Linked DNA regions of Homo sapiens: region 1 is linked to region 2. The links are chromatin loops, found by intact Hi-C in ENCODE. Cell type or tissue: dorsolateral prefrontal cortex. All regions are shown on one strand. Each heading gives the region's core, and the rest is flanking DNA. Links, peaks and the distances in the headings are about the cores only. Region 1 has its middle 8.6 kb from the start of NCOR2. Region 2 overlaps ZNF664-RFLNA (ZNF664-RFLNA readthrough).

Evidence for each region. Hi-C counts contacts between places; a loop is a spot of excess contacts. Peaks named below come from ENCODE experiments on the same cell type or tissue, not always from the same donor. Only the 100,000 strongest peaks of a DNase experiment are listed, where the experiment ranks them.
Region 1: it touches region 2 in a loop (2.6-fold over the local background); 13 of 110 quality-filtered maps call a loop at or near these places.

What each region holds. Positions count from the first base shown.
Region 1 is chr12:124,571,037-124,581,353 of GRCh38, reverse strand. No RefSeq gene overlaps it. Among named protein-coding and RNA genes, the nearest start is that of NCOR2, 8.6 kb to the right of the region's middle. In dorsolateral prefrontal cortex, for the core only: no CTCF peak of the experiment used is centred there; no DNase peak of the experiment used is centred there.
Region 2 is chr12:124,041,362-124,051,678 of GRCh38, reverse strand. All of the region lies in intron 2 of ZNF664-RFLNA (ZNF664-RFLNA readthrough), which reads right to left. Among named protein-coding and RNA genes, the nearest start is that of ZNF664-RFLNA, 73 kb to the right of the region's middle. In dorsolateral prefrontal cortex, for the core only: no CTCF peak of the experiment used is centred there; a DNase peak (open chromatin) is centred at 5,748; H3K27ac peaks cover 1,750 bases.

The DNA of each region.
Region 1 (10,317 bases), core at 4,813-7,312, 530 kb before region 2:
CAGCCACACTTATTCCCACAGTGGCTGTACCATTTTACAATCCCACCAGAAATGCACAAAGGTTCCAGTTTCTCCACATCTTCACCAACACTTGTTATTTTCCCTTTTTAAAAAGAATTAAGCTGGGTGCGGTGGCTCACGCCTGTAACCCCAGCACTTTGGGAAGCTAAGGGTGGGCAGATCACAAGGTCAAGAGATTGAGACCATCCTGGCCAACATGGTGAAACCCCGTCTCTACTGAAAATACAAAAATTAGCTGGGCATGGTGGCGCATGCCTGTAGTCCCAGCTACTCGGGAGGCTGAGGCAGAAGACTCTCTTGAACCTGGGAGGCAGAGGTTGCAGTGAGCCGAGATCACACCATTGCACTCCAACCTGGCGACAGATCGAGACTCCTTCTCAAATAAATAAATAAATAAAAAGAATTAAAGCCTTCCTAGTGGGCATGAGGTGCTATCTCATCGGGGTTTTGATTCGCATTTCTCTAATAACTAATGCAGCTGGACATCTTTTTGTGTGCTTCTTGGCCATCAGTATGTGGGAGAGGCCATATATGTTCACCTACTATAGCCTGATGTTTAAATCCTCATGTGGGGCGCATGAACCCATCCATGAGCTGAACCTTGGGGCCCACCAGACCTGGGTTCAGATCCTATTTGCTTCCTCCACTCCTGCTCTGGGTAACTCAGGCCACGCTGCTCTATTTTCCTGAGTCTCTGTTTCCTCACTGTTGATGGCGGCTGACAGGACAGGGCTGAGAGAGCTTCCTTGTGTCAAGCACTTAGCCCAGCACCAACTCATAGTGAGCACTTCCAAACTATTGTTGTTCTTGGCACATCCTTCCTGGGCCACCTATGGGAACTCCCCATTGACACTGAGCAGAGGGCTCACTTGAGTCTTCCCCCAACCAGCCTTTAGGACGGAGTTCTTGGAATGAGGTCATTGTGAGCAGATTTTCCTTTTGGTGTGGAGGGAAACTACCGAAAGTCTTCTACAGTCCAGGCAATGGAAGGAGAATTCATACTGTGGGCCCTGCCCTCGGAGAAAGATCCTAGGAAAGATAATGACAGCTGAGCTTTGTTGACAGCTCGGCTTTGCACACACTGGGCTTTGCACACATTGACTCATTTTATTCTCACCACAACCCCATGAACCAGGTCCTGCTACTATACCCATTTTACAGATAAGGAAACTGAAGCCCAGAGAGCTACTCATAGGGAATATGGCAGAGCTAGGATTTGAACCCAGGCCATTTACTGCCCAAGTGATTATTCCCTTCTTTCTTGCTGTGGGAACCCTGATTTCAGTGAGAGACCTGTGCCTCTCCAGGGGACTCAGGAAATCGGGACACATCTTTAGCTCTAGGGGACTATCCAGATTGGTCCCAGGCCAGTGATTCTGTTTCCTTTGCCAGAGACTAATCAAGCTGTGGGCATGGGACCCAATCCTGGCCAATGAGATATGAGTAAAGGGCTGCAGTGGGCTTTGGGGAAAGGGCTCTTGTTCTTCCTGCACTGAATGTTGTGCCTGGATATATTAGCTGGAGCAGTGGCAGCTATTTTGTGGTCATGAGGAAATTTGGGATGAGAACCAATCTGAGGGGAGGAAACCAGAAAGATGGAAAGAACCGGGAGATCCCTGACAATGGCACTCAATCTAACCAAACCCAGAACCACCCTTCCTCCTAATTTCTTGCTATGTGAAATGATAAATGACCTCATTGCTTACGTTGATTTGAGCTGAGGTTTCTGTGACTTGCCTCATAATGGATGTGATTGAGTGACTATGAGCGTTGTGCAGACAGGGAAGTTCTCCTGGCTTGGTGACCACTGTATCCCTGGTGCCTGGAACATTACCTGGTACATAATAGGTGCTCAATTAAGATGAACTGATGAGGCAGTGGCTGGAGCCCCCAAATGCAGGTTCAGACAATACGCATGGGAAAAGCGGGAATCCTGAAATGACGGCAACTGCAGGCTTTGAAGTTGGACAGACTGGGTTCGAAGCCAACGCTCCCCTCTTGAGTCAGGTGATCTCAAGCTTTCCCTCTGGCTTCTCACCTTTGTTTTTCTTATGCATGAGACGGATCTGCTGGGTGGAATAATAGCTCCAGAGATGTCCCCATCCTAATTTCTAGAATCTGTGAATCTGCTACCTTACATGGCAAAGGGGCTTTGCAGAGGTGATTAAGTAAAGGATTTTGAGATGGGAGATGATCCTGGATTATCCGGGTGGGCCCAGTGTAATCACAAGCTTCCTTGTGAGAGGGAGTCAGGAGGTCAGAGTTGGGGAGGAGATGCAGCGATGGAAGAAGAGATTGGAGTGAGGCGAGGCCACCAGCCTCTGGCAGCTGGAAAAGGTGAGGAAATAGATTCTCCCTCAGATCCTCCAAGAGGAACACAGCCCTGCTGGCACCTTGATTCCATCTCTCCAGGAGCCACTTCAGACTGCTGACTTCCAGAACTGTAAGGTAATGAATCTGTACTGTTTTCAGCCACCACGTTTGGCTTAATTCATTACAGCAGCGACAGGAGAGTAATACCATGGGGCTGATAATCGTGTCTCCTTCCAAAGGTTCTTGCAGATTCCAGAAGTCTGAGCATGAACTGGGCAGGTTGGAATAGCCCAGGCAGCCTTTGCAGTGATTAGCCAGTCTCAGCACCAGTTCTGCCTTTGCCAGGAAGTCTTCCCGGGTTTCTCCTGGCCCACGCCCACACCTCCCCTTGTGGCTGACATCTATATGGCCTGGCACTGTGCTAAGGCTTTACACCCAGGATCCCATTTAATTCTAACGGCCACCCCGTGAGGAAGGGGCTCACAGGACACCCATATAACAGAAAGGAAACTGAGGTATGGGGAAGGTAGGAAAGATCATGGGATGGGTGGCTTTGGAGAGGCCGCGCTGGAGCCTCCCAGGCCTGATCCACCCACATCGCACACCCTTCATCGGCTTGACTTGGCCCCCAGAGGCCCTAAGAGCAGGATGCACTCCAAGACTGCAGTGTGTGCCTTTCCACGAAGAGCTTCGAAGGGCTCGCGGGGACATGCGTGGAATTTTTCTTCCACAGCGCTGCCAGAGCAAATTGGTTTCCAGGCACAGACGGGCTCCCTTCCCTTCTCCCTGCCCAGGCTACAGGCACAGACGGGCTCCCTTCCCTTCTCCCTGCCCAGGCTTGTCTCGGCCCCGCCCCTGCAGGCCTCTCCTCCTGAGGCCTGGGGCACTGGATTCCCTACATCTCACCTGCTGACCCTCCACAGCGCCCATTTCCTCCACCCCCTGCACTGCCCCTGTCTTGGCACTCGTTATTTCTCATTGCCATGAGACCTCCCACCCGGCCTCCCTGCCTCTCAGGGATCCCCATTCTAAACACGCCCAGACCTGACCACAGTCCTGCTGAAACCCATCAGGGTCTCCCATTGCTTGTAGGGGAAGGGTGGGCTCCGTGTTGTGGCTTGCGAGGACATGCGTGTTTGCCGAGCTCGTGCATCCTACCTGAGGGCCTTTGCACTTGCCACGCCCCCTGCCCCAAATGTCCTTTCTGTGGACATCCTCGTGGCTGGCACTGTCTTTCATTCATGTCTGTGCCCCATTGTCACCTCCCCCAAGAGGCCTTCCCCAGCCACCCTGTGCTTTACTCTCCTCTCAACACCACCTGAAACAACAGCATGCCATTACATATTAATTTGATTTCTTGTGCTTTCAGCCAGGGAGGGAGTCCAGCCCCATTTTACAGATGAGGAAAACTGAGGCTCAAAGAGATCAAGTGACTTGCCCCTCCTCACGCTCCAGCCACACCGGTGTTCTATCCATTCTTCAGACACATCGAGTCACTTCCCATGGTGTGGCCTTTGCATCTGCTGTTTCTCCCACCTAGAATGCTGTTCCCTCACCCCCGGCCGCCGCCGTCTTAAATGTCACCTCCTCAGGGAGACCCTCCAGGATCACCTAATCTCAAACCTGTCCTCCCCGTGCTCTGCAGCACTCCTGGCCCCTATCCTTTTGGGCCCCCTTCACCAGCCTTGATGATGCTTCCTTCCTTTGCTTGTGTGATTCGTGACTCCCTCAATCTTGCAGGGAAGAGGATCTGCCCTGGGTGTTTGGAGGGCTTCCCGCAGGGTGCTACAGGGCCTGAGCAGTTGAGGTGGAGCCTCCTGGCAGGATGCTCAGCGATGTCACAGGCCTGGGCTACCAGGGAGCTGCTGCCCCAGCCCAGGTGGGAAGCCACCTTCCAAATGAGACTCTGTCCCCATAGTGTCTGACCCCCTGCTGCAGTCCACTCGGCCCAGTGGCTGCTGCAGACCCTCTCTCCACCCGATGGACTTGGTCCTGAATTTGAGTGTGATAAATGGGTTGCTGGACCCAGAATCCATACAGAGCCCTAGCTGCAAGGGATCCTGGAAACATGGTCGTTGGCTTCTGCTGTTCAGGAAGACGGACCAGGAAGAGTGGGAGACACATGCAGCAGGCCCAGCCAGGTGTCTCCCACTCTGCCCTCCAGAGAGCTGCCTCCGTGTTGAGTCTTGTTCACTGTGGGACCCCAGGACCAACAGAAAACGTGTTTGTTGAGTGATTCAATGAGATAGCCGAGTTTGGAGGTGAACCCAGATCTGTCGGATTCGAATCTGTGGATCCTTTCCACTTTAACTTGCTAGAGGGACCTTCCCCCTGGGATTTTAGAGCCCTGTCAACTTTTCACGTGCAATGCTGGGCTTACAATAATTCTGGCAGGCACCAGAGAGGCCTGGAGGACCCTTCTGAGCCAGGGGGACCAGCAGCATTCATTTTTAAAATGAGAGATCCAGTATGACTGGCTCGGACAGGCAGAAGCCAGAGGGAACCCAGGAGGGACAAACAAGCTCAGTTCTAAGACCGCAGGTCGCACCCACTCTGGACAGGCCTTTGGGGTCTGATCTCCCCTTGGTCCAGGTCTGAGCGGGGCGGTTTGGGCCAGGGCTGCTTTAGAGTTGGATGCAGCAACAGTCACCACTGCAGTGCAGGCTCTTTCACCATCTGTGTGTGTGTCTGTGCGTGTCTGTGCCCTGGGAAGAAGGGAAGGGGCAGGGGTTGGCTTTCCAGGCCCAAGCAGAGGGTGAGGCCACCCAGGGGCTAATTCCTAACATTCTCAGGGAGGCTGAGAAGGAGAAAATGTGGGGCAAAGATGCTGGAAAGGAGACCTCCTTGAATCTCGAAAGACTCCAGAAGTGCACGCAGGGATGTCCAAAACCAGATATCCAAGCTGAAAAACAAAGCAAGAAAGCATTTTCCATCTGTAAACATTTCACACAGACATGGTCAGAGCAAGTGACCCTCTGCCTCAACCCCCATTTCCCAGGGCGTCCCCTGCACCTGCCCTTGTCACATCCTCCCCCAGCCCCCACCCAGAGGCAACCTCTGCTGTCAATTTGTCCTGTGTCCTCCCCAACCTCTCCCTGGCTCCTGCCATATGTCCCTCCCTGAACTGCCCACTCCATCCACTGTTCTCACACGGGGCTCTTTGCTGTTCCAGGAATACACCAGGCACATTCCCACCCCAGGGCCTTTGCACTGGTGGTTCCCTCTGCCTGTTGTGCTTTCTCCCAGATACTTCCCTGACCTCCCACACCTGTGCACACTACCTTCCTTTCCTGATTTATTCATTATCTTTTTGAGACTGAGTCTCGCTCTGTCACCCAGGCTGGAGTGCAGTGATGCGATCGTGGCTCACTGCAACCTCTGCCTCCCGGGTTCAAGCGATTCACCTTCCTCAGCCTCCCAAGTAGCTGGGATTTCAGGCACCTACTACCATGCCCAGCTAATTTTTGTATTTTTGGTAGAGAGGTGGTTTCACCATGTTGGCCGGGCTGGTCTCGAACTCCTGACCTCAGGTGATCCACCCACCTTGGCCTCCCAAGGTGCTGGGATTCCAGGAGTGAGTCACAGTGCCTGGCCTTCCTTTCTGGATTTATTTCTTGCAGAGCACTTACCACCTTCTCATCCAGGGAATGATATATTTATTGAGTTTTAATTATGCATCCCTCTCTTTAGAATGTCAGCTCCACGGAGGCAGAGACTGCCTATCTCATTCACTGCTATATCTCACACACCTAGTGTGGTGCCTCGCACACAGTGGGCACGCCTGAATTAATCTCCTTGCAGAAGTCTTCATGCATATAAGATATGGAATCAATCTAAGTGTCCATCAATGAAGGATTGAATAAAGAAAGTGTGGTACCTATACACCATGGATCACTATTTAGTTATAAGAAAGAATGAAATCCTGTCTTTTGCAGCAATGTGGATAGAACTGGAGTCCATTATCCTAAGCGAAACGACTCAGACACAGAAAGACAAATACTGGCCGGGCGCAGTGGGCCATGCCTGGAATCCCAGGCACTTTCGGAGGCCAAGGCGGGCAGATTGGTTGAGGCCAGGAGTTCGAGACCAGCCTGGCCAACATGGTGAAACCCGTCTCTACTAAAAATACAAAAATTAGCTGGGCATGGTGGTGTCCCAGCTACTTGGGAGGCTGAGGCGGGAGAATCACTTGAACCTGGGAGGTGGAGGTTGCAGTGAGCCAAGATCACGCCACTGAACTTCCAGCCTGAGTGACAGAGCGAGATTCTGTCTCAAAAAAAAAAAAAAAAAAAAAAAAGCAAATACTGCATGTTTTCACTTACAAGTGGGAGCTAAATAATGTGTACACATGGAAGCAGAGTGTGGAATGATGGAATTGGAGACCGAGAGGCGTGGGGACATGGGAGGGGGTTAGATGGCGGGAGGTTGCTTGGTGGACATAAGGCGCATGGCTCCCATGATGGGTGCATCCTAACACTTTGCCTTCACCACAGTGCAATATAACAATGTAGCAACATTGCACTTGTACCCCATTAATATATGCCAAAAAGTATCATGCATAGCCCGGCAGCCTAAGCACACTTACCCCTCCCCGCTTTTCTGCACAAAAGGTACCACACTGCACACCCAGCACTGCACGTGCTTTTGCGCTAAACAATGTATCTGGGAGGTCTGCCCCCACGGGAACAGAAGGTACAGCTTATTCTCAGGCTTGTTCACAGCTGCGGGCTGTCCCATTGGAGAGATGGCAGGATCCACCTAGCCAGCCCCACCACCGCCATTCAGGAGAGCAAGACTGCAGGGACCATGTCATCCTCGCTGGATCGCTCCCCTTGATGGGGCCCTCCTGTGCTCCCACCCATGGTGCCTGAGAGCAAAGACTCAAGCAGATGCCCTGGTGGGACAACACCCCAGAAATGAGGGGGAACCCCTGGGAGAAAGCGAGCTGTTGATCTTCAGAGATCATCGGGCCTATCAGAGGGGGGCCTGAGTTTGTTCCCAGCTCCATTCTTTCTGAAATGTAAACAGTGTCTTAACTGAAGGAGCAGAGGAAGCCGGGGGTGACATTGCAGTTTCTTGCAGCAAGGGTAAGTGGGGGCTGGCTGGGGACTCTGAGCGACATCCTCAGTGAGGTTTCTGCAGGACTGTGAGATCAGAAGGGCCTCTGTGCAGAAAGGATGAGGGCCAAGAGACCCTGTCCCCCGCCAATCCCCCATGTTCTGAACGTTCACTTTGCTTTGAATGCCAGGGTGTTTTTCTTGTTTTCTTAGCCTTTAAAGGGCTGACTTCAAGGCCCGATTCCTTATGTCCAGGGAGGGTCCTTGCTTAGCACATGAGGTTGATGATAACTTACTTTTTCGAGTGCCAACTACCTGTGGCTACAAAGGGTGGTCTCCTTCACTGCTTAATCCCACCATGCCCAGCAACAGTAGGTGCTTAATAACTACATATTGAATAAAACTGTGGGCCAGACACTGTGGCTCATGCCTGTAATCTCAGCACTTTGGGAAGCCGAGGTGGGTGGATCACCTGAGGTCAGGAGTTTGAGACCAGCCTGGCCAACATAGTGAAACCCCATCTCTACTAAAAATACAAAAATTAGCCAGGTGTGGTGGCACGGGCCTGTAGTCCCAGCTACCGGGGAGGCTGAGGCAGAGGAATCGCTTGAACCCGGGAGGCAGAGGTTGCAGTGAGCCGAGATTGTGCCACTGCACTCCAGCCTGGGTGACAGAGTGAGACTCCATTTCAAAAACAAAAAACAAAAAGCAAAAAAACAAAAAACTGTGATGCCGTCACTGAAACCAGGCTTCTCCTCCTCCTGCATAGCTTGGCCCCAGGCACGCTCTTCATCTGGGTGTCTTTTGGGTTGTCGCTGACAGTGTAACACAGGCCCCTTGCCTGTGCTCTGTGACAGCCAGCCCAGGGCTCTTGAGGTGGCAGCGTCAACAATGTGCAATTTTGCTCCATTGATGTATTGCATTGTGGTGAAGTCAGGGCCTTCAGTGCACCTTGCTGCCTACATTTTTGGAAGAGGGTCCCTTTACCATTGAGGAAGGTTCTGACTCCCCACCCCTACTGATCCTTCCATGTTGGGTGGGAATCACCCACAGCTGAGTGGAAAACTGGTTTGGGGAACTAACGCTTTGCAGGGGTCACAAACAGGCCTGCTCCAAGTGATCGTCCACCCTCTTCCCTGCAGAGGCATTTAGTATTTGGTTTGGTAGCTCTTGTGTTGTTTTTTTTTTTTTTTTTGAGATGGAGTCTCGCTCTGTCGCCCAGGCTGGAGTGCAGTGGCGCGATCTCAGCTAACTGCAAGCTCCACCTCCCGGGTTCACGCCATTCTCCTGCCTCAGCCTCCTGAGTAGCTGGGACTACAGGCACCCGCCACCACGCCCGGCTAATTTTTTGTATTTTTAGTAGAGACGGGGTTTCACCATGTTAGCCAGGATGGTCTCGATCTCCTGACCTCGTGATCCGCCCGCCTCGGCCTCCCAAAGTGCTGGGATTACAGGCGTGAGCCACTGTGCCCGGCCGTGGCTCTTGTGTTTTAAAGAAGGGTGGCAGAGCCTAATCCCAACACTTTGGGAGGCCAAGGCAGGAGGATCACTTGAGCCCAGGAGCTCAAGGTTGCAGTGAACTGTGATCACACCGTTGCACTCCAGCCTGGGTGACAGAGCGAGACCCTATCTCTAAAAAATAATATAAAAACGCCTTGGGACAGGTGCAGGGTGTGCCGAGGGCCCTGCCCGGGCATATCTCACCCTCTCCTCCAGTTCTGGGCTGGCTGTTCTGCCAGGCCCTGTGGGCTTTTCTTTTTTTCTTTTTTTGAGATGGAGTCTCACTCTGTCGCCCAGGCTGGAGTGCAGTAGCATGATCTCGGCTCACCACAAGCTCCGCCTCCTGGGTTCAAGCCATTCTCCTGCCTTAGCCTCCTGAGTAGCTGGAATTCAGGCATGCACCACCATGCCCGGGTAATTTTTGTATTTTCAGTAGAGGCAAGTTTTCACCATGTTGGCCAGGCTGGGCTCGAACTCCTGACCTCAGGTGATCCGCCTAGTTTGCAACTTCTGCTTCAAAGCACATCAAAAGTAAGAAAAACATAGATAAGCTTTTTCTACACAGACACAGTTCTAGGTGTGCGTGTGAGGCTTGGCTCCAGGGATGCTCACTTGGGTGTCTATTGGGTTGTTACTGATAGATAGTGTGACATAGGCCCCTTGGGTGCGATCCAGTGGCTAGTCCAGGGCTCCTGGGGTAGCCAGGGTCAAAGCTGCTCAGGGCACCATGTCCCCCAGCATGAGTCCTCACCCTATAGATGCCTTGTTCCTCCAGGCCCACCTTGAAGGTGGGGAATTTTTTCCAGGAGTGGCTGGAATTTGATCTGATACCATGGTTGACCATGTGAACTTGATTAGCCTGAATGGGCATCACTTGGGTGTCAGGCTAACAAATAAAACTTTTTTTTTTTTGTTTTTTTTGATGGAGTCTCACTCTGTTGCCCAGGCTGGAGTGCAGAGGCATGATCTTGGCTCACCGCAACCTCCGCCTCCAGGGTTCAAGCAATTCTCCTGCCTCAGCCTCCGGAGTAGCTGGGATTACAGGCATGCATCACCACACCCGGCTAATTTTTGTATTTTTAGTAGAGATGGGGTTTTACCATGTTGGCCAGGCTGGTCTCCAACTCCTGACCTCAGGTGATTTGCCCGCCTTGGCCTCCCAAAGTGCTGGGATTACACCATGAGCCACTGCGCCTGGCCCAAATAAAACATATTTTAGAGACAGGGTCTTGCTCTGTCATCCAGGCTGGAGTGCAATGGTGTGATCACAGCTCACTGCAACCTCAAGCTCCTGGGAGTCCCATCTACCCAGAGGTTGGGACCAGTGGAAAGGTAAAGGCTTCATCCTAAAATATGCCCAAGGAGCAAGTGCTGGAAAACACAGATACAGGATCAGCCATTCCCACTTGTTTCTAGATTTTTCCAG
Region 2 (10,317 bases), core at 4,422-6,921:
GTAATCCCAGCACTTTGGGAGGCCGAGGTAGGTGGATCACTTGAGGCCAGGAGTTCATGACCAGCCTGACCAACATGTCAAAACCCTGTCTCCACTAAAAATACAAAAATTAGCCAGGCGTGATGGCGCACGCCTGTAATCCCAGCTACTTGGGAGGCTGAGGCAGGAGAATGACTTGAACCTGGGAGGCGGAGGTTACAGTGAGCTGAGATCACCCCATTGCACTCCAGCCTGGGCAACAGAGTGAGACTCTGTCTCAAAAAAAAAAAAAAAAAAAAAAAAAAGATAATCACAGGAAAGTCTTACCTTTGGCACTGGTTCTTAACATTCACTTTCCAGCCATAGGACAAAAAGAATTATTTTTCTTCTTTTTGAGACAGGGTCTGGCTCTGTTGCCCGCGCTGGAATGCAGCGCAGCCCCAACCTCCTGGGCTCAAGCAATCCTCCCACTTCAACCTCCCGAGTAGCTGGGACTATAGGCACACCCCACCACGCCCAGCCAATTTTTGTGGGTTTTTTTGTTTTTGTTTTTGTTTTTGAGATGGAGTCTCTCGCTCTGTTGCCCAGGCTGGAGTGCAGTGGTATCGTGCCCAGCCTATTTTTGTGTTTTTTGTAGAGACGGGGTTTTGCCATGTTGCCCAGTCTGGTCTTGAGCTCCTGGGCTCATGTGATTCACCCACCTTGGCCTCTCAAAGTGCTGGGATGACAGGCATGAACTGCCATGCCCAGCCCAAAAATAAATGTTTTTAATGTTAGTGAACCACCCACTTTTTATACACGTATCCAATTTTATGGTGACAATGGGAAAAACCATTTTGTCCAGGAATCTTCTAGACTCCAAGTCAATTCAAAACTGGATAACTTTCCCAAGCCCCAAAATAATACTTGCAAATGTTTTTACTTATTCATTCAGTGAACAAACATTTACTCATGGGGAGAGTTTTCTTTTGTGAGAAGAGACTAAGTAACATGAAGATTTGCTGTCTTTGAGGAACCTTAATTCACCTTGAGAGACAAAAACAAACATCAGTTGGGCAAGTCACAGTGGCTCACGCCTGTAATCCCAGCACTTTGGAAGGCCAGGCAGGCAGATCATGAAGTCAAGAGATCGAGACCATCCTGGCCAACACGGTGAAACTCCGTTTCTACCAAACATACAAAAATTAGCTGGGCATGCTGGTGTGTGCCTGTAGTCCCAGCTACTCAGGAGGCTGAAGCAGGAGAATCGCTTGAACCCAGGAGGCACAGGTTGCAGCGAGCTGAGATTGCACCACTGCACTCCAGCCTGGCAACAGAGTGAGATCCTGCCTCAAAAAAAAAAAAAAAAAAAAAAAAAAAAGTCTTGATGACTTGAGAATGGTAACATTTGATATATCCATAAATGGCAAATATATTTTTGAACTTAATACAATAGCTCTTTGGAAATAAAACGTTGACGAGTGCTCAAAGTGAGGCAAGGTTGATCAGGCAGTTCCCCGTGGAGGAGCAGGCCCTGCTGGGAGCTTGCATGGATGGTCAGGGAAGGGGAGGCAGGGACACAGGGGAGGAGAAACAGAAGGCAGAGCGACCACACAGAGACCCCAGGAGCGGCCTTCCTGTCTCAGTCCAGAAATCACACCTTTTCTCGGCTCTTCCATTCCCACTTCTTACCTCTGGTTGCCTCATACTGCCTTGGAAGCCTAGGATTCCAGGGACCTTCATCAAGAGCACACGGAGGGTGCATGGCCCAGCAGCTGGCTAATGGCAGGAGCTTGACCAAAGGCAGCTGATGCTATCAATGCCATCGTTGTCATTGTCACAGGCCATGAGCCCCATATCTGCTATTTCACCTTCACCTGTACCTTTCAGGAGAATCTTCCAGTCATCCTACCTTTCTAAGAGAGACGAATGAAAAGAACAACAACAGAGGATGGAATTTTTGCTGGAAGCTGGTTGGGCAGCCAGTTAGTATTTATAGTCTGTCTGTCCTGTTTCCCCTCCTTATCTTACTCCTGTGTTAATTTATTAGCTATTGACTCTGTGCCAGGTCAGTGGCTGGCACAGTGAATAAGATGCATGTGGCTCTCACAGAGCTGACATTCTACCACAGTGAATAAGATGCATGGTTAAGGCATGATTAACCCTGCTTTAACCATGCATCTCATTCACTGTGTACTTTGGGAGGCCAAGGCAGGTGGATCGCTTGAGCCCAGGAATTCAAGACCAGCCTGGGTAACATGACAAAACCCCATCTCTACAAAAACACAATGCAGGGAACTATGTCACCTGAGGCCCAGGCTGAGGCTGCAGGATGGGTAGAGGTTGGCCAGGTGAGGAGGTAAAGGGGCTGGTTAGGGGAAGGCCTTCCCAAGCAGAAGTCCCCACATGTGCAAAGCATGCAGAGGAATGAGGGACAGCAGGGTGTGTTGAGGGGTGCCTGGGCCTCAGGAGGTGGGGTGGGGAGGGCGCATGGAAGGAGACCCGGGAGCCTGGCAGTGCCAGGTAAGGAAGAAGTCTGAACATCGTGCTCAAAGAGACTGAAATGATCCTACTGGGAGGTAGGAGAGGCAGAAGAATTATTTTATTGTTTTTATAAAATTGATACCTCATCCATTATTAAAACGCAAGAAATCCAGAAAAGTACAAAAAAGATAAAAATTTCCAACTCCTACTACCCCTAAATAACATTCATGAACATTAGGTGGATGTTATTCTAAATATCTTGCTACTTGTATAAGAGAGATGGAAGATGGGCAGTGGGTGTGTGGGTGGGTAGATAATGGGTGAGCAGATGGGCAGGCATGCAGATAGACCAAGTTTTATAAAAGTGATATCACACTAAACACACTATTTTTAAATAAAAAGTATTATACTTAATTTTACTTGGATTTAAACAAAGAATAAGAAAGTGAAAGTAGAGTTTTAGGAATTGACCAACTTAATAGTGTGGTTTTTTTTGGTTCATTTTATTTCATGAGGAATATTTCCTGCTTGAGAATATGTTTCTGTTGCCTTTATAATATAAGGACAATGTGGCTGGGTATAAAATTCTAGGTGTCAGTTCTTCTCTCTGGAATTTTGTAAATGTTGCTCCACTGTGTTCCTACGCAGATTTTTTTTTTTTTTTTGAGACAGGGTCTCGCTCTGTCACCCAGGCTGGAGTGCAGTGGTCCCATCATAGCTTACTGCTACCTTGAACTCCTGGGCTCATGTAATCCTTCCACCTCAGCCTCCCAAGTAGCTAGGACAACAGGCACATGCAACCATGCCCAGCTGCCTGCACTGATTTTGTATTAATTATTTTGCTACAGCTTTTCCATTCAACTCTGCATTAGCTCGGTCTTATCTTCAAATAACTTTTTCAAAAAAAAACTTAATAAACATTATAGTCCTCCAATATTTGAAAATGAGAGCTTGTTGCCTTTACATTCAAATGCAAGGAGAAATCAATAAACGGAACATGTCATCAAATATACAAAACACACTAGGTAGTGATAAGCCTTCTGGAGAAAAAAGAGGGCAGGGTGGTGGGGAAGGTCTCACAGATAAGGTGACGTTTGACTGGAGATCTAACGTAATGTGGGAACCATGCAGACAGCTAGGAGAAAGACCATTCCAGAACAGCAAGTGCAAGTCACTGAGGTAGGAATGTGCTAAGAGTGTTCAAGGAACAACAAAGATACCAGAGTGGCTGGAGCATAGTGAGAGAGGGGGAGTTGTGACAAGACAGAGTCAGAATATAGTAGTTGGCCTGGTCAAGGAGGGCTTTAGAGACCTTGCTAAATGCTTTGGGTTTTATCCTGCATTATGTGGGAAACCATTGAGCATCCATTCCTCCTAATTTACTCTCCACGTGCCAGCTAGAATTATCCTTTTAAAACTTAAGTCAGTGGTCCCCAACCTTTTTGGCACCAGGGACCAGTTTCGTGGAAGACAGTTTTTCTGCAGATGGGGGCAGGGAATGATCCCAGGATGACTCAAGAACATTACATTTATTGTGTACTTTTTTTCTATTATTATTACATTATAATATATAATGGAATAATTATACAACTCACCATAATGTAGAATCAGTGGGAGCCCTGAGTTTGTTTTCCTGCAACTAGACGGTCCCATCTCGGGGTGATGTGATGGGAGATAGTGACAGATCATCAGGCATTAGATTCTCATAAGGAGCATGTAACGTATATCCCTCGCATGTGCAGTTCACAATAGGGTGTGCATTCCTATGGGAATCTGATGCTGCTGCTGATCTGCCAGGAGGTGGAGCTCAGGTGGTAATGTGAGTGATGGGGAGCAGCTGTAAATACAGATAAAGCTTCACTCACTGCTCACCTCCTGCTGTGCAGCTTGGTTCCTAACAGGCCAAAGACAGGTACCAGTCCATGACCCAGGGGTTGGAGACCCTTGACTTAAGTCACATCATGATGCTTATATGACAACTTGGCTGGGTATAAAAGCCTTGGTTGCACATTCTTTTACTCAGAATTTTATGGATATGGCCTCACTGTTTTCTTGCTCTGAATATTGATGTGGAACGTCTAAAGTCTTATTTATACTTCCTAAATATTACTTACCTTTTCTGCTCAAATACATGAAAAATTATTTCTTTATCCTAAAGCTTATTAACTGACCTAAAGCTCATTGACTAAAACCAAGTAGTTTTAGTGTCCATCAAACTTTCTAAATATTTCCAGCAACATAGTATGCTCTCTTAAGCTGAAATTCAGCAATTCCTTCATTTCCAGGGAAATTTCTTCCAACTCTGAATACCTTTTTGGTTCCATTTGTTGATTTCTCTACTTCTAGGTCACTATTGGTCCTTACATTTGACGCTCACCATTCTTGCATTCTCTTTAATTGCTTTTTTCTCTTTATTCTATTTCTCCTGGGAAAGAGATGTAGTAGGGTGGACTATATGAAACTGTCATATTTTTGTAGGTCAAAAACAGTCAAATATTAGCAATTTCATATGACTTGACCTAGTTTGGGAATTCATTAGAACTTGAGTGGTAGCTGAATTCACAGAAATTGAGCTCTTCTCCCCTTCTGTCCTGAAGGAAAATCTTTCCCAGAAGCTCTCATGAGACTTGTCCTCATGTCTCACAGGTGAAACCTGAATCACAGGCCCACCCCAAAGACCAATCACTATCAAAGGGAACAGAATGGCCTTGCTGATTTAATCATGATTCATCCTAGGGCTGGACATGCAGACACCCAAACAAAATCTGGCCTCTGTATCATCAAGGAAGACAGGAGGATGGTTGCTGGGAAGGTAACTTGGACGGGGGAGTGTGTTTGGGCCTCAGCCTGATATCAGGGATTAGTGCTCACATGGTTTTCTGGGAAGACCCACACAGAGCGGAGTCCCAGGGTCATGGAGTGGTGCTCCACTGACATCTGGCTCTTCAGAGGAGGAGGTTTGTCACTGTCAGAGATGAGACAGATGAGGTCAAGGGCTCTGAAAGCACAGAAGGTTTTGAAATTGCATAAAGGGTCTGTATTGCCAGGCCTGGGGAAGTGCTAGAGAGAAGAGAAGCCTGGCCCTATTGACACTTTAACTGGCCTCATATGAACTTCTTTAAAGAAGACTGAAGAGCAGAGATTTTATGTAAAGGAAAAGAAATTCAGGGGCTGGGCTGGGGAGGACACTTATTTCAAAGAGCTTCTCTCCAGGCAGCTTTTCTCTCTGCCCCACAGGAAAGCTTTGTGAAATAGCGTCCTTCCCTGCTCAGCCCCTGACGTGTTTGCAAACAGAACAGACTGGGTTTGTGCAGTGGCACTGCCACCCCCCACGCCACCCCAGCCACTCATGCAAAGAGCTATTGCCAGTGGGAAATGAAAAAACAAAGAGAGGCCTTTTCCTCTGCCTGCTGACCTCCTTTTAGGACCCTGGTCTACAAAATATCATCATCATCATTTCCATTTTGGAAACAGATGAGCCTAGTCTTGGGTTCAATAAACTCTTCAAGCCTGAATCCCAAGGCACACTCACTGCCTCCCAGCCTATAACATGCCAAGTTAGCAGAATCTGTGGGCTCCCAGTTTTTCCACCTAGAAAGCAGGAGTGAATGTGTCCCTCTCTCACTACACGGGTACATGATAGAAGATCAGTGAGGCCGCAGGAGCCAGGAATTCTCCTCAGCAGCCTCCCTTCCCTCTCAAAGCGTCCCACGGTACCCTCTGCAACAGGATCTTCAAATATTTTTAATCATGCATCCCTACCAGGAAAAAAAAAATGAGCACAGTGATAGTCGAGTCCTGCAGGAAGCAGACACTGAGATGCAGTTAGGAGGCTGAAGTTAATTGCAGGTGACTCCTGTAAAAGATATAAGAGAGAGGCACAGGAGTGGGCAGACGAGCCTCCAACGCCATGCAGATCGGGCAGCCACCGCCGGCCCCACCCAGGCTCCAGAGCAAAGACTGCCCACTGGAGGAATCCCGCATTGAGCAGAAATGGCCAGGCCCAAGGACACCTGCTGTGCTTGGTGTCGGGCCGGGCTGCCCCTGCTCAGAAGCTGAGGGGGAGCCTGAGGCACATTGAATGACTGGAGGCTGCCAGATAACCGCACTTCCTGCCTGAGCAAGCTCCTTCTTAAAAGGAGATCCGAGCAATACACCTCTATAGTTGCTGCATGCCTGTGTGTGTGTGTGTGAGTGAGTGTGTGTGTGTGTGTGTGTGTGTCGCATGGGCTGCTGTATTATATGTTACATGCCCTAAAAATAGATCCAAAAATTAAAATTTCACAATGATGTGGCACGAAACACATAAACAGGCGCTCTCATGTTCTCCCTCTGCTCGCCCCCGACTGCACTGCTGTCACCCGACTCTGCAGACTCTGTTCTGGGAAGGAACACGCCTGTGCATGCAGCTGCTTCTTCTTTTTTTTTTTTTTTTTTTTTTTTTTGAGATGGAGTCTCCCTCTGTCACCCAGGCTGGAGTGCAGTGGCGCGATCTCGGTTCACTGCAACCTCCACCTCCCGGGTTCAAGTGATTTTCCTGCCTCAGTCTCTCGAGTAGCTGGGATTACAGGTGCGCGCCATCATGGCCAGCTAATTTTTGTATTTTTAGTAAAGACGGGGTTTCACCATATTGGCCAGGCTGGTCTAGAACTCCTGACCTCAAGTGATCTGCCCACCTTGGCCTCCCAAAGTGCTGAGATTACAGGAGTGAGCCATGGCGCCCGGCCACATGCAGCTTCATGGACCACTCCCCGCTTGCCTGAAGAGGTGCTGGCTCCCCTCTGTCCAGCAGCAGCTGATTATTCCTTGGGCCTCATGGGCTGCAGGGTCAGAAAGCGATCCCGCAATTCAGGGCACTCACCTAGCCTTTTCATCCCCTGGTTAAAGTCTTAGATCCAGCACCTAAACCACATAACTCCAGTTTTTACCACAGAAACTCCCAAAGACGCATAGCAACTGTCACAACACGCAGCTCTTCTCATCCTTCCCTCAACCCTACAGCAAAGCAGCCACCAGGAGGCAAGACCTTTTGGATGCCGAAAGGGGAGAAATGGATACTTTGCCACAGCGTGTGCAATATTGAGCTGCAACCATTTCCTTTGTCTGCACGTTGAAAATCCCCAAAGCGCAACCCTCTTCAGGAGGACACAGGAAGAGCTGCATAGGGTCTGGGCTTCAAACTGAAGCCCAGACACAACCATTGAGTCCCAGGGATTATGAACAGAAGCCAGCGCTTGGACACCTCAGGGGTTGCCCAAGTCTCACAGTATCTTAACAGTGCTAAGGCCAGCATGATCCAGAGTGCAGCCACGTGGCTTTCTGAGGTGCTGTGTCCCCTGCTCTCTGAGACTGTAAGGTGTGAAGCTAAGGAGAGGAGACCGAAAGGAAACACAGAGATCTAAAGCTTGGGAGGAGAGCTGAATCATTTGACAGCAGCTTCCCCCAGAGCAGCGGTCACGATAATTTTATGATGTTATATCCAGCACCAAGCTCATCATTGCCAGAGGACAGACCCCGCGACAGCAGAGATTTTTGTTTCCAAAGAAAAGTTCATTTCTCTTCTCACAGCAGGGCCTGGCTTTAAATATTTGTTGAGTTAATTTTGCTCTTCTCCTAATACTTAAGTTTCATTAAGGAGCTGAGGTACCTACAATAAAAATATGAAGGAACACAGGAGAGCTGTTCCTTTGTCTTCTCCTTGGGAAGTCTGGGGCTTCTGCTTCTGGTGCGGTGCTGTCATCCCTAGCAGCTCCATCGTGCATTTGGTGGCCTCTCTTTTTCCTCTTTTTTTTTTTTTTTTGAGATGGAGTCTCACTCTGTTGCCCAGGCTGGAGTGCAGTGGCGCAATCTCGGCTCACTGCAAGCTCCGCCTCCCAAGTTCAAGTGATTCTCCTGCCTCCGCGTCCCAAGTACCTGGGATTACAGGTTCCTGCTGCCACACCCAGCTATTTTTTGTATTTTTAGTAGAGACGGGGTTTTGCCATGTTGCCCAGGCTGGTCTCGAACTCCTGACCTCAGGTGATCTGCCTACCTTGGCTTCCCAAAGTGCTGAGATTACAGGCATGAGCCACTGTGCCCGGCCTCGGTGGCCTCTCTTGACCAGTGATAAACAGGTGGCAGCAAAAGACAGGGAGAGGCCAGACTTGTGCAAACGGGCCCAGTGGAAGCACCTCTAGTGCCTAAGGCATGCATGCACTCTGTTCCTCTAATTTGGGGATGGAATCCAAAATCCCGGCCTACCTCAGTGGTTCTCAACCAGGGTAGGGGCTCCCTGACCCACGTCCCAGGAAACAAACAGCATCACTAAGAGACCCTCTGCTCACCCCGAGTGGCTTCCACACGTCACTCTCCTGAGCAGCCACGCAGGGTACTGGGCAGAGGAAGGACAAGCAGGGTAGGGGAGAGGCCCTGGCTCATCCCGCGTTGCTGGAAGGGGGCTCGTCCTTCGCCTGGTGCAGGGGTCCCTGCTTAGGGATGCAGGAACCCCTGCCAGTCTCTAGGCCAGGAGAAATGCTTGTGACAGGGCAAACATTCCGTCTACTGGTGCTCCTGGAACCTATCCTCATATTCAACGCCACAGAGATACAGTTTTCTGCTGAAAGAGTTCCGACTCAGGGTAAGACAGAATTTGGGATTAATAAGGTGACCCTAGAACACCTCCCATAGAAGAGAGATCTGTGTGGGTGGCTTCCGGTCCTCACATGGGAGAAAGACTCCATTCAACTTGAGTCCATCAGATCAACATTTCTCCGCAATCATTCATGATTAAAACAAGATAATAAAAAGAAAGGCAGAAGAAAGAATTAAAGATATTCCCTAGTGATTGTTCAATTTTACTGGTGTGCTGATGGAAATGGTGTAATCTCATTGCTGCAAGAAGCCGTATAGTTGGGGAAAGCCTCTTTTATGAATGTCAAGCATCCCTCCTATCTGGGGGAACCCCCCATTCCGTGGGGCTTGCTGTGAGGCAGGGACCCACCACCCGCTACGGCCAACGAAGGCTGAGGTACAGATAACCCAGCCCCGGGAGCTGTGGCGTAGGCATGTGGCCTCAGCCTGGAACCTGGTACCTGTGAATGTGACCTTATCTGCAAGAAGGACTTTGCAGATGTAATCAAGTTCAGATGAGGTCATACTGGATTAGGGTGTGCCCTAAATCCAGTATGACTGGTGTCCTTCTAAGAAGAGGGAAATCTGGACACAGAGACACACGCAGAAGGAAGATGGCCACATGGAGATGGAGGCAGAGATAGGAGTGAAACATCCACAAGCCCACTGAAGCTGAGGGTTGCCGCGGCCCCCGGAAGCTGAGAGGCACAAAACACATTCCTCCCTAGGGCCTCAGTGGGTACGTGCCCCTGTGGCCTTCTGGCCTCCAGAATTGTGAGGGTGAACTTCTGCTATTATAAGACACCTGGCACGTGGGCTTTGATATGGCAACTACAGGGCGCTAACACAGATGCCCACACTAAGGACCTGACCCTTGAGGCTGTGACACAGAGATCCAGTGATGGGGAGTTTCCCAGCAGCAGGACAGCACCAAAGGCCCATCAGGACAGCAAGTGTCAGAGGCTGCAGGGCCCCAGAGACCAGGACAGATTGCCCAGGGCAGTGGCCAATGTCTGATAATGGCAGGACTTATGGCGGCGTCCACATCAGCCTGTACCTGTGACCCTTGACCTGCCTAGCTGCTCTTGGTCTTACCGGTTTTACAAGCCTGACTCTCAGTCGGGCGCAGTGGCTCACACCTGTAATCCCGGCACTTTGGGAGGCCAAAGGAGGCAGATCACTTGAGGCCAGGAGTTTGAGACCAGCCTGGCCAACATGGTGAAACCCCGTCTCTACTAAAAATACAAAAAAATTAGCTGGGCATGG